3 separate regions of the Homo sapiens genome follow, and all the other regions are linked to region 1. Evidence: chromatin contacts called from ENCODE Hi-C or POLR2A ChIA-PET data. All regions are on one chromosome and are shown on one strand. The core of a region is the stretch at or near the end of the contact, and the rest is flanking DNA. Distances in the headings are between cores, read along the strand shown. Region 1 holds the start of LZTFL1 (leucine zipper transcription factor like 1). Region 2 holds the start of CCRL2 (C-C motif chemokine receptor like 2). Region 3 holds the start of CCR5 (C-C motif chemokine receptor 5).

Evidence for each region. A loop is a pair of places that touch in the nucleus more often than their neighbours do. ChIA-PET counts read pairs that join two places held with the same protein, here RNA polymerase II (POLR2A). Pooled maps may share reads with other maps.
Region 2: a loop to region 1 is called in a pooled map, with 5 times the contacts of the local background. The contact joins the promoter of CCRL2 here to the promoter of LZTFL1 in region 1. A Hi-C loop is called at or near these places in 4 of 50 pooled maps.
Region 3: a pooled map shows a loop between it and region 1 (2.2-fold over the local background). The contact joins the promoter of CCR5 here to the promoter of LZTFL1 in region 1. A Hi-C loop is called at or near these places in 1 of 37 single-sample maps with no recorded cell type and 2 of 50 pooled maps. POLR2A ChIA-PET finds 5 or more read pairs at or near these places in 1 of 52 experiments (activated CD4-positive, alpha-beta T cell).

The regions. Positions count from the first base shown.
Region 1 is chr3:45,840,628-45,843,639 of GRCh38, forward strand. It overlaps LZTFL1 (leucine zipper transcription factor like 1), which reads right to left and starts at 1,492. Exons shown (of 10, transcript NM_020347.4): 1 at 1,362-1,492. The coding sequence starts at 1,364.
Region 2 is chr3:46,405,710-46,408,721 of GRCh38, forward strand. It overlaps CCRL2 (C-C motif chemokine receptor like 2), which reads left to right and starts at 1,550. Exons shown (of 2, transcript NM_003965.5): 1 at 1,550-1,793; 2 at 2,359-3,012. The coding sequence starts at 2,371. CCR5AS (CCR5 antisense RNA) reads right to left here and starts at 1,357. Exons shown (of 4, transcript NR_125406.2): 1 at 1,188-1,357.
Region 3 is chr3:46,369,448-46,372,459 of GRCh38, forward strand. CCR5 (C-C motif chemokine receptor 5) reads left to right here and starts at 1,499. Exons shown (of 2, transcript NM_001394783.1): 1 at 1,499-1,541. CCR5AS (CCR5 antisense RNA) reads right to left here. Exons shown (of 4, transcript NR_125406.2): 3 at 1,797-1,970.

The DNA.
Region 1 (3,012 bases), core at 242-2,741:
AATAAAAAGAGCTGAAAACATACAGCAAGAAATCCTGCCAGAGCATTGCCAAGCTAGTGTCTTGAAATTGTACCACAAATTGTGTATGTGTGTTTAGGGGGAAGGGGATAGAAGAGAAATGGGTAAGGTACCAGAAAGGGTTCCCTGTTCTTAACCATGCCCACAAATCCATATACAATTTAAGATAAGTACAAGGAGGAAACTGTAATGATAAAAATGAGCACAGTTTAATAATACCTATCAGATACTGAATGCTTAATATTTTCACAGGTACTGCACTGTTTACACGCATTATCTTACTTATCATATTAACAGTCTTGTGTAGTTATTATCTGCAATTTACTAATGAAGAACCTGAGCCTGATTCCAAAGCCTCAGTTGTTAACTGATGGAAAGGAATGACAGAAGATAGAACAGGAAGAGATACCAATTTTTTTGTGATTTGTTTTCAACGTGTTCTCCTGATATTTTAGGGAAATCAAGAGAATGAGTGGAGAGGCTCTAAACTCAAGAAGGGGAGGGAGCAATCTGTTTAGCTCACAGGTGTCTTCTCAGCTCCCAGACAGCGCTTGGAACACAGTGTGGACTAAATAGAAATTCTGGTTGCTGAAGTATTTCAGTAGCTATTTCAGGTGGTGCTCTCAACCCTGGTTTCATCCGTTTTCCTGAACATTTCAGTGCTGTGCACTGTTCTAAGTATGACTGGTATTTAAGATGGCATGCTATATTCGCTGGAGGGATTAATGATATTTTTTGAGCAAGCCAAAACAAAGGAAATGTCACCCAAATTCCTCAGCTGTAATACGGGGTGCTGGGATTCTTAAAGTCACCTCCACATCAGAAAGTTGGATTTCAATCACACAGAAAGCTGGATTCGTTCTCCCTGCTCCTCTGGTTACCGCGCGCGCGCGTGTGTCTGTGTAAACCTTAGAGCTTCCTGAAACTGAGTGAGAACCCTGCGTATGTGTTAATGTGTGTGTGTGCGTAAACTTGGAGCTTCTTGAAATAGAGTTAAGAACCCTGCCGTGCACCTTAGGCCGGCAGCAGTTTCCTCTATCTCTCCTCACCTGCCACCTAAGAGTTGTGCCTTGGCTCCAGCCCCCGCAGGCAGGAGAGAAACGAAGCGATGCGGCGGAGCTGGGCTGCTGGGAAAAGGCTTCACCCAGGATTACCCCAGAAGGGCTTGGGCTGCGGTTAACCGAATCTCTCGCGCCCGGCGCAGCTCCCCTTCTCAGGGAGGCTGAGGTGCGGCCAGACCCAACGAGGCCACGTAATCATTCCGGGCCCACCCGCTCAGTGTCTCCAGCCCCGGCCGCGCTCTCTCCTGTGCGCGGTGCGGCGCCTGAGGGTCGGTTACTCACCATGGCGGCAGGCAGCGGCGGCAGCCTAAAGGAACGGGAGAGGCCAGGCGGTGCCCCGCCAAGCCTGGGATCGCCGAGGGTAGTTGGACCACAGAAAATGGGGAAGGAGGGTAGGTTGTTTAGAAGCCTCTGGTTGCTAACGGAAACCGAGGCACGTGGACTGCAATTATGCATTTTCATTGGTCCTCAGGATCACGCGACAGGAAGTATTGCGTAACCGGTTGACTGCCACATGCGCATTGGCTTCCAGGGCCGGAAGTCCCACCTTTTTGTGCCAGTTCACTTTTGGGAGCTGACTGCAGTTGCAGAAGGTAGCGGGAGGGTTGGGCTGCCTGGAGTTGCGTGTGGCCACCAACGCGCTTCGCGCCTCGTGGCGTCCGCTTATGGATTGTTGGGAAGTTCTTGTCCAGAACTTCCTGTGGCATAGGTGACCCCAAGGATGAATGGACATCCCAGACCTTTCAATGGTCTCATAGGGCGCGGCCCAGACATTTTTTTTTTTCAGGAGTTCCTACCTGAGCATCAGGGTGGCTGAGACAGGCCAACAACACCAATGCCAGCAGGTTCTCAAATAGAGCTTCAAACGACCCCTCCCCATGACTCCGCCCATTATTATTACTGTGTTGTTATTATCTTCTCTTATATTTCCAGCTAAAAGTCTCTAGCAACATTTTTCCATTTAAAAAAAATGCAAAAAGCATGGGTTTTCTCCGAGAGCAGTGAATTTCAAAAGGTTCCATATGCCTGGAACTACTATGGAAGCTTGTTGAACAAATTCCTGGGCCTTATCTCCAGAAATTCTGATTCACAAGTCTAGCTTGGGTCCTTGGGATCTGCACTTTTTAACCGATGTTCCAGGAGTGATCACAGATCAGGACCACTCTTAGAAACACTGGCTTGGAAGGACAAGTGTAGGATGAGATCGATTATTGCAAATACCAGGGACTCAGAGTCCTTCACTCACATGATACAGAGGTGATGTGCAGGCATTTGCCCACAGAAGGATCTCAAGCCTTGGGTCAAGAACAGTAAACAAGGTTCTCCTGTGTGTCACCTGGAGCATTCCAATGCACGGAATGATGGCCTGAAGGCAGTGGCGTGGGTATGCCCAACTTCAGCTTTGGCTAGGCTCCCTACCCTTGGCACTGCAATGGCATTTGGGCAGGATCCCTGTCTTCTTGAAAGATTCCTAAGGGCAGATTCTCTCAACCCTGAATATTAACCCCTTCCAAGCTCAGTTAAACTTCCCCTTTACCATCCCACCTCCCCATTTCTGTTTAGTGAGTGTTGTTGAATTTGGTTGCCATTATTTAGTGCCTACTATGAGCTATTAATAGACACATTCCATTCCAGTAGTTAATCCTCATAATACGTGGTTCTTTCCTCTGTAGACATTCGTTGTGTTCACATAGTGAGAGGGTCACTTTACAAGGTGTTGTGGGTGCGAGATGAAGTTCATAAAAACTTTTATGACTGATCAGTAAACAAAGTTGGTCATCAGCTTGCACTGCTGAAAAGCTCGTTTATTTTCTCCCAGGCCAAATCTTGTGATTGCGAAGTGTTATCAATTCAAGGGAATGAAAGGAGCGTGTGTATAATGCAAATATTACATTTGTGGCTTGGGGATTTTAAAATTTGTTCTGCAAAACTC
Region 2 (3,012 bases), core at 300-2,799, 570 kb after region 1:
CCTCTGCCATCAAACATCATTGTGTTTCTCTTTCTGCCTTGTCTGTCGGCACACGTGGAGTTAAATTTAATGCTCAATCACATATTTGTCTGGGCTCTTTCTGTGTTTATTTTTCTCTTAATAGTTCTCTCTCCTCCCTTCCTCTCCCCGCCCCTCCTCCTCCTTCTTCTTTTTTTTTTCCAGAGACAGTGTCTCGCTCTGCCACCCAGGCCAGAGTGCAGAGTGGCATGATCATGGCTCACCGCAGCCTCCAACTCCTGGGCTCACGTGAACATCCCACCTTGGCCTCTGGAATGTCTGGGATTACAGGCACTTGCCACTGCATCTGGCTAATTTTTATATTGTTTATAGATCCGGGATCTCACTATGTTGCCCAGGCTGGCCTCAAACTCCTGGGCTCAAGCGACCCTCCCACCTCATACTTCTGAGTAGCTGGGGCTGTAGGAATGCGCCTCAGTGCCAGGCTAGTTTCTTAATTTTCTATTTCTATTTTGACAGGTACAAATTTTGTATTCAATCCTACCTCAGACACATCTTTGGTGGGAAAAGGATGTCATTTAATCAATATATAAATTCTAAGCAAATAGGTCTGATCCCCAAATTAGGTTAGTCACAGCTGCTGAGTCGTTGACCCAAGAGAAGCTCATCTAGATTTTTTCATTATTTTCAAGTTCCTCTTCTCGGTTCGTCCTTCTTCCAGACCGTGCCCTCCCCGTCCCACTCTCTTCCCACAGCCTCCCCTCCCCACAGCCTCCTCCCACCATTCCAAATCTGGGCTGTTCTCTCAATTTCCTTCTCTCTGGACTCAAACCTACCCTAGCCCCCAGCCTCAGTTTGGGGTTAAACTTGTCCTCCTCACATTCTCTCCCACCCAACTTGATGTCGCCTCTGTGTCATCACCACGGGATTTTCCTCCTCTGGGTTCTCCTTTTCCGAGTGGGGTCAGCTCCCCCATGAGTCACAGCACCAATCACTTCTGGCTGCTTGCAAACCCCTTTGCTTTCCTCAGTGTTGACACCCAGGGCAGCCCTATGCTCACTGCCGCTGAGACCCCACCTCTGCCCCTGGCCTTTTCCCAGCTGACATCACCCTGTGGCTTCCATTTTCCTAAAATTCTCTTTTGAGGCCTCAGTCTTAACCAAAGCACACAGTGCCCCTCAAAAATGACAATAAAAACCCAAACACACCGTGACTGTCATGGCAGGTTCCTGGTCCCCGTATTGAATCAGCGGGTGGGTTTCTGCGAACACTGGTGAGAGGCCGCATTAGAGGGTCAGGACCCTCAGGTCTGGACTCGTGGTCACCACATACCTTCCTCCCTGCTGACAGTAGCTGGTACCTGTTACCTACTCAGAGTGTCACATGCCACAAGCCAGAGCGTCTTGGCAGTTCTCAGCACCTTGACATCACTTCCTTGCTACCACTCAGAGCGGCAGTGACACAGTTCCCTTATCTCAGAAGGCCAGAAGACGGCTGTCAAAGGTCACAGGGAAATCAAAGGCGGGGTACAGGGCCAGAGGGAGGAGGAAACAACTTCCCGGTTGCTTTCAGACGCTTCAGAGATCCTCTGGAGGCCTGGGGGAGCTTTTGAGTACTTTATTTCAGTTGGTCCCTGAGCTCGGTGAGTGGGGCGGGTAGAGCCACCAGGGGAATCAACAGTGGTTTCTCGTGCCCCTCAGGGTCAGGAGCAGTCTGATCAAAAGGAGGGCATCCACTGTCCGGGGCCATTCCCACAGCTCCCGGATGCTGGGTCTGGAGGCTGCGCCCTTCCCCTGCAGGAGCTCAGCCCAGTGGTAAGTCATCTGTGTGTCATCTATGTATTTAACCCCTTATGGCCATGTTGATGCTGAGCATGGTTTCACTTTTGCAAACATTTATTTATACCCTTCGAGAGAAAAACGTCTCAGCTGTCACAGGAAGCTGCTTCGGGGGGTGAGCAAACTTTTTAAAATGCAGAAATTATGATCTACACCCGTTTCTTAAAAGTAAGCCATCGTACTTGGTTCTCTTTAATTATATATTTTCTTACATATTGTGTTCATGTAGGCAAGTCCTGTTTCTGCTAAAAGAAGGTAAGTTCTACCAAGGCGGTGTCATGCCAGCTTTATTTCCCGTGGCACCTGGCACACTGCTAAGCACTTACATGCTTAACAACTAGATTGGGAATGGTGCTGCTCTGGGGAAGTGGGCACACGTTAAAGAAATGTTTATTTCAGTCTTCTGAAATAGGGAATTACTCTGGCTAAAATGTAGCTCCAGAAAGGGAAAGTGGGGCTGTATGAATCCAGGTCCAGTTTGTTGTTTCCTCCAGGATAAGGCAGCTGTCGGAGGGGAAAATCATCTCCCATTTCTCCACAGGGCAGTCTGAAGATGGCCAATTACACGCTGGCACCAGAGGATGAATATGATGTCCTCATAGAAGGTGAACTGGAGAGCGATGAGGCAGAGCAATGTGACAAGTATGACGCCCAGGCACTCTCAGCCCAGCTGGTGCCATCACTCTGCTCTGCTGTGTTTGTGATCGGTGTCCTGGACAATCTCCTGGTTGTGCTTATCCTGGTAAAATATAAAGGACTCAAACGCGTGGAAAATATCTATCTTCTAAACTTGGCAGTTTCTAACTTGTGTTTCTTGCTTACCCTGCCCTTCTGGGCTCATGCTGGGGGCGATCCCATGTGTAAAATTCTCATTGGACTGTACTTCGTGGGCCTGTACAGTGAGACATTTTTCAATTGCCTTCTGACTGTGCAAAGGTACCTAGTGTTTTTGCACAAGGGAAACTTTTTCTCAGCCAGGAGGAGGGTGCCCTGTGGCATCATTACAAGTGTCCTGGCATGGGTAACAGCCATTCTGGCCACTTTGCCTGAATTCGTGGTTTATAAACCTCAGATGGAAGACCAGAAATACAAGTGTGCATTTAGCAGAACTCCCTTCCTGCCAGCTGATGAGACATTCTGGAAGCATTTTCTGACTTTAAAAATGAACATTTCGGTTCTTGTCCTCCCCCTATTT
Region 3 (3,012 bases), core at 249-2,748, 530 kb after region 1:
GGGGTGTCTTGATCGCTGGGCTATTTCTATACTGTTCTGGCTTTTCCCAAGCAGTCATTTCTTTCTATTCTCCAAGCACCAGCAATTAGCTTTACCTTTTCAGCTTCTAGTTTGCTGAAACTAATCTGCTATAGACAGAGACTCCGGTGAACCAATTTTATTAGGATTTGATCAAATAAACTCTCTCTGACAAAGGACTGCTGAAAGAGTAACTAAGAGTTTGATGTTTACTGAGTGCATAGTATGTGCTAGATGCTGGCCGTGGATGCCTCATAGAATCCTCCCAACAACTCATGAAATGACTACTGTCATTCAGCCCAATACCCAGACGAGAAAGCTGAGGGTAAGACAGGTTTCAAGCTTGGCAGTCTGACTACAGAGGCCACTGGCTTAGCCCCTGGGTTAGTCTGCCTCTGTAGGATTGGGGGCACGTAATTTTGCTGTTTGGGGTCTCATTTGCCTTCTTAGAGATCACAAGCCAAAGCTTTTTATTCTAGAGCCAAGGTCACGGAAGCCCAGAGGGCATCTTGTGGCTCGGGAGTAGCTCTCTGCTGTCTTCTCAGCTCTGCTGACAATACTTGAGATTTTCAGATGTCACCAACCGCCAAGAGAGCTTGATATGACTGTATATAGTATAGTCATAAAGAACCTGAACTTGACCATATACTTATGTCATGTGGAAAATTTCTCATAGCTTCAGATAGATTATATCTGGAGTGAAGAATCCTGCCACCTATGTATCTGGCATAGTGTGAGTCCTCATAAATGCTTACTGGTTTGAAGGGCAACAAAATAGTGAACAGAGTGAAAATCCCCACTAAGATCCTGGGTCCAGAAAAAGATGGGAAACCTGTTTAGCTCACCCGTGAGCCCATAGTTAAAACTCTTTAGACAACAGGTTGTTTCCGTTTACAGAGAACAATAATATTGGGTGGTGAGCATCTGTGTGGGGGTTGGGGTGGGATAGGGGATACGGGGAGAGTGGAGAAAAAGGGGACACAGGGTTAATGTGAAGTCCAGGATCCCCCTCTACATTTAAAGTTGGTTTAAGTTGGCTTTAATTAATAGCAACTCTTAAGATAATCAGAATTTTCTTAACCTTTTAGCCTTACTGTTGAAAAGCCCTGTGATCTTGTACAAATCATTTGCTTCTTGGATAGTAATTTCTTTTACTAAAATGTGGGCTTTTGACTAGATGAATGTAAATGTTCTTCTAGCTCTGATATCCTTTATTCTTTATATTTTCTAACAGATTCTGTGTAGTGGGATGAGCAGAGAACAAAAACAAAATAATCCAGTGAGAAAAGCCCGTAAATAAACCTTCAGACCAGAGATCTATTCTCTAGCTTATTTTAAGCTCAACTTAAAAAGAAGAACTGTTCTCTGATTCTTTTCGCCTTCAATACACTTAATGATTTAACTCCACCCTCCTTCAAAAGAAACAGCATTTCCTACTTTTATACTGTCTATATGATTGATTTGCACAGCTCATCTGGCCAGAAGAGCTGAGACATCCGTTCCCCTACAAGAAACTCTCCCCGGTAAGTAACCTCTCAGCTGCTTGGCCTGTTAGTTAGCTTCTGAGATGAGTAAAAGACTTTACAGGAAACCCATAGAAGACATTTGGCAAACACCAAGTGCTCATACAATTATCTTAAAATATAATCTTTAAGATAAGGAAAGGGTCACAGTTTGGAATGAGTTTCAGACGGTTATAACATCAAAGATACAAAACATGATTGTGAGTGAAAGACTTTAAAGGGAGCAATAGTATTTTAATAACTAACAATCCTTACCTCTCAAAAGAAAGATTTGCAGAGAGATGAGTCTTAGCTGAAATCTTGAAATCTTATCTTCTGCTAAGGAGAACTAAACCCTCTCCAGTGAGATGCCTTCTGAATATGTGCCCACAAGAAGTTGTGTCTAAGTCTGGTTCTCTTTTTTCTTTTTCCTCCAGACAAGAGGGAAGCCTAAAAATGGTCAAAATTAATATTAAATTACAAACGCCAAATAAAATTTTCCTCTAATATATCAGTTTCATGGCACAGTTAGTATATAATTCTTTATGGTTCAAAATTAAAAATGAGCTTTTCTAGGGGCTTCTCTCAGCTGCCTAGTCTAAGGTGCAGGGAGTTTGAGACTCACAGGGTTTAATAAGAGAAAATTCTCAGCTAGAGCAGCTGAACTTAAATAGACTAGGCAAGACAGCTGGTTATAAGACTAAACTACCCAGAATGCATGACATTCATCTGTGGTGGCAGACGAAACATTTTTTATTATATTATTTCTTGGGTATGTATGACAACTCTTAATTGTGGCAACTCAGAAACTACAAACACAAACTTCACAGAAAATGTGAGGATTTTACAATTGGCTGTTGTCATCTATGACCTTCCCTGGGACTTGGGCACCCGGCCATTTCACTCTGACTACATCATGTCACCAAACATCTGATGGTCTTGCCTTTTAATTCTCTTTTCGAGGACTGAGAGGGAGGGTAGCATGGTAGTTAAGAGTGCAGGCTTCCCGCATTCAAAATCGGTTGCTTACTAGCTGTGTGGCTTTGAGCAAGTTACTCACCCTCTCTGTGCTTCAAGGTCCTTGTCTGCAAAATGTGAAAAATATTTCCTGCCTCATAAGGTTGCCCTAAGGATTAAATGAATGAATGGGTATGATGCTTAGAACAGTGATTGGCATCCAGTATGTGCCCTCGAGGCCTCTTAATTATTACTGGCTTGCTCATAGTGCATGTTCTTTGTGGGCTAACTCTAGCGTCAATAAAAATGTTAAGACTGAGTTGCAGCCGGGCATGGTGGCTCATGCCTGTAATCCCAGCATTCTAGGAGGCTGAGGCAGGAGGATCGCTTGAGCCCAGGAGTTCGAGACCAGCCTGGGCAACATAGTGTGATCTTGTATCTATAAAAATAAACAAAATTAGCTTGGTGTGGTGGCGCCTGTAGTCCCCAGCCACTTGGAGGGGTGAGGTGAGAGGATTGCTTGAGCCCGGGATGG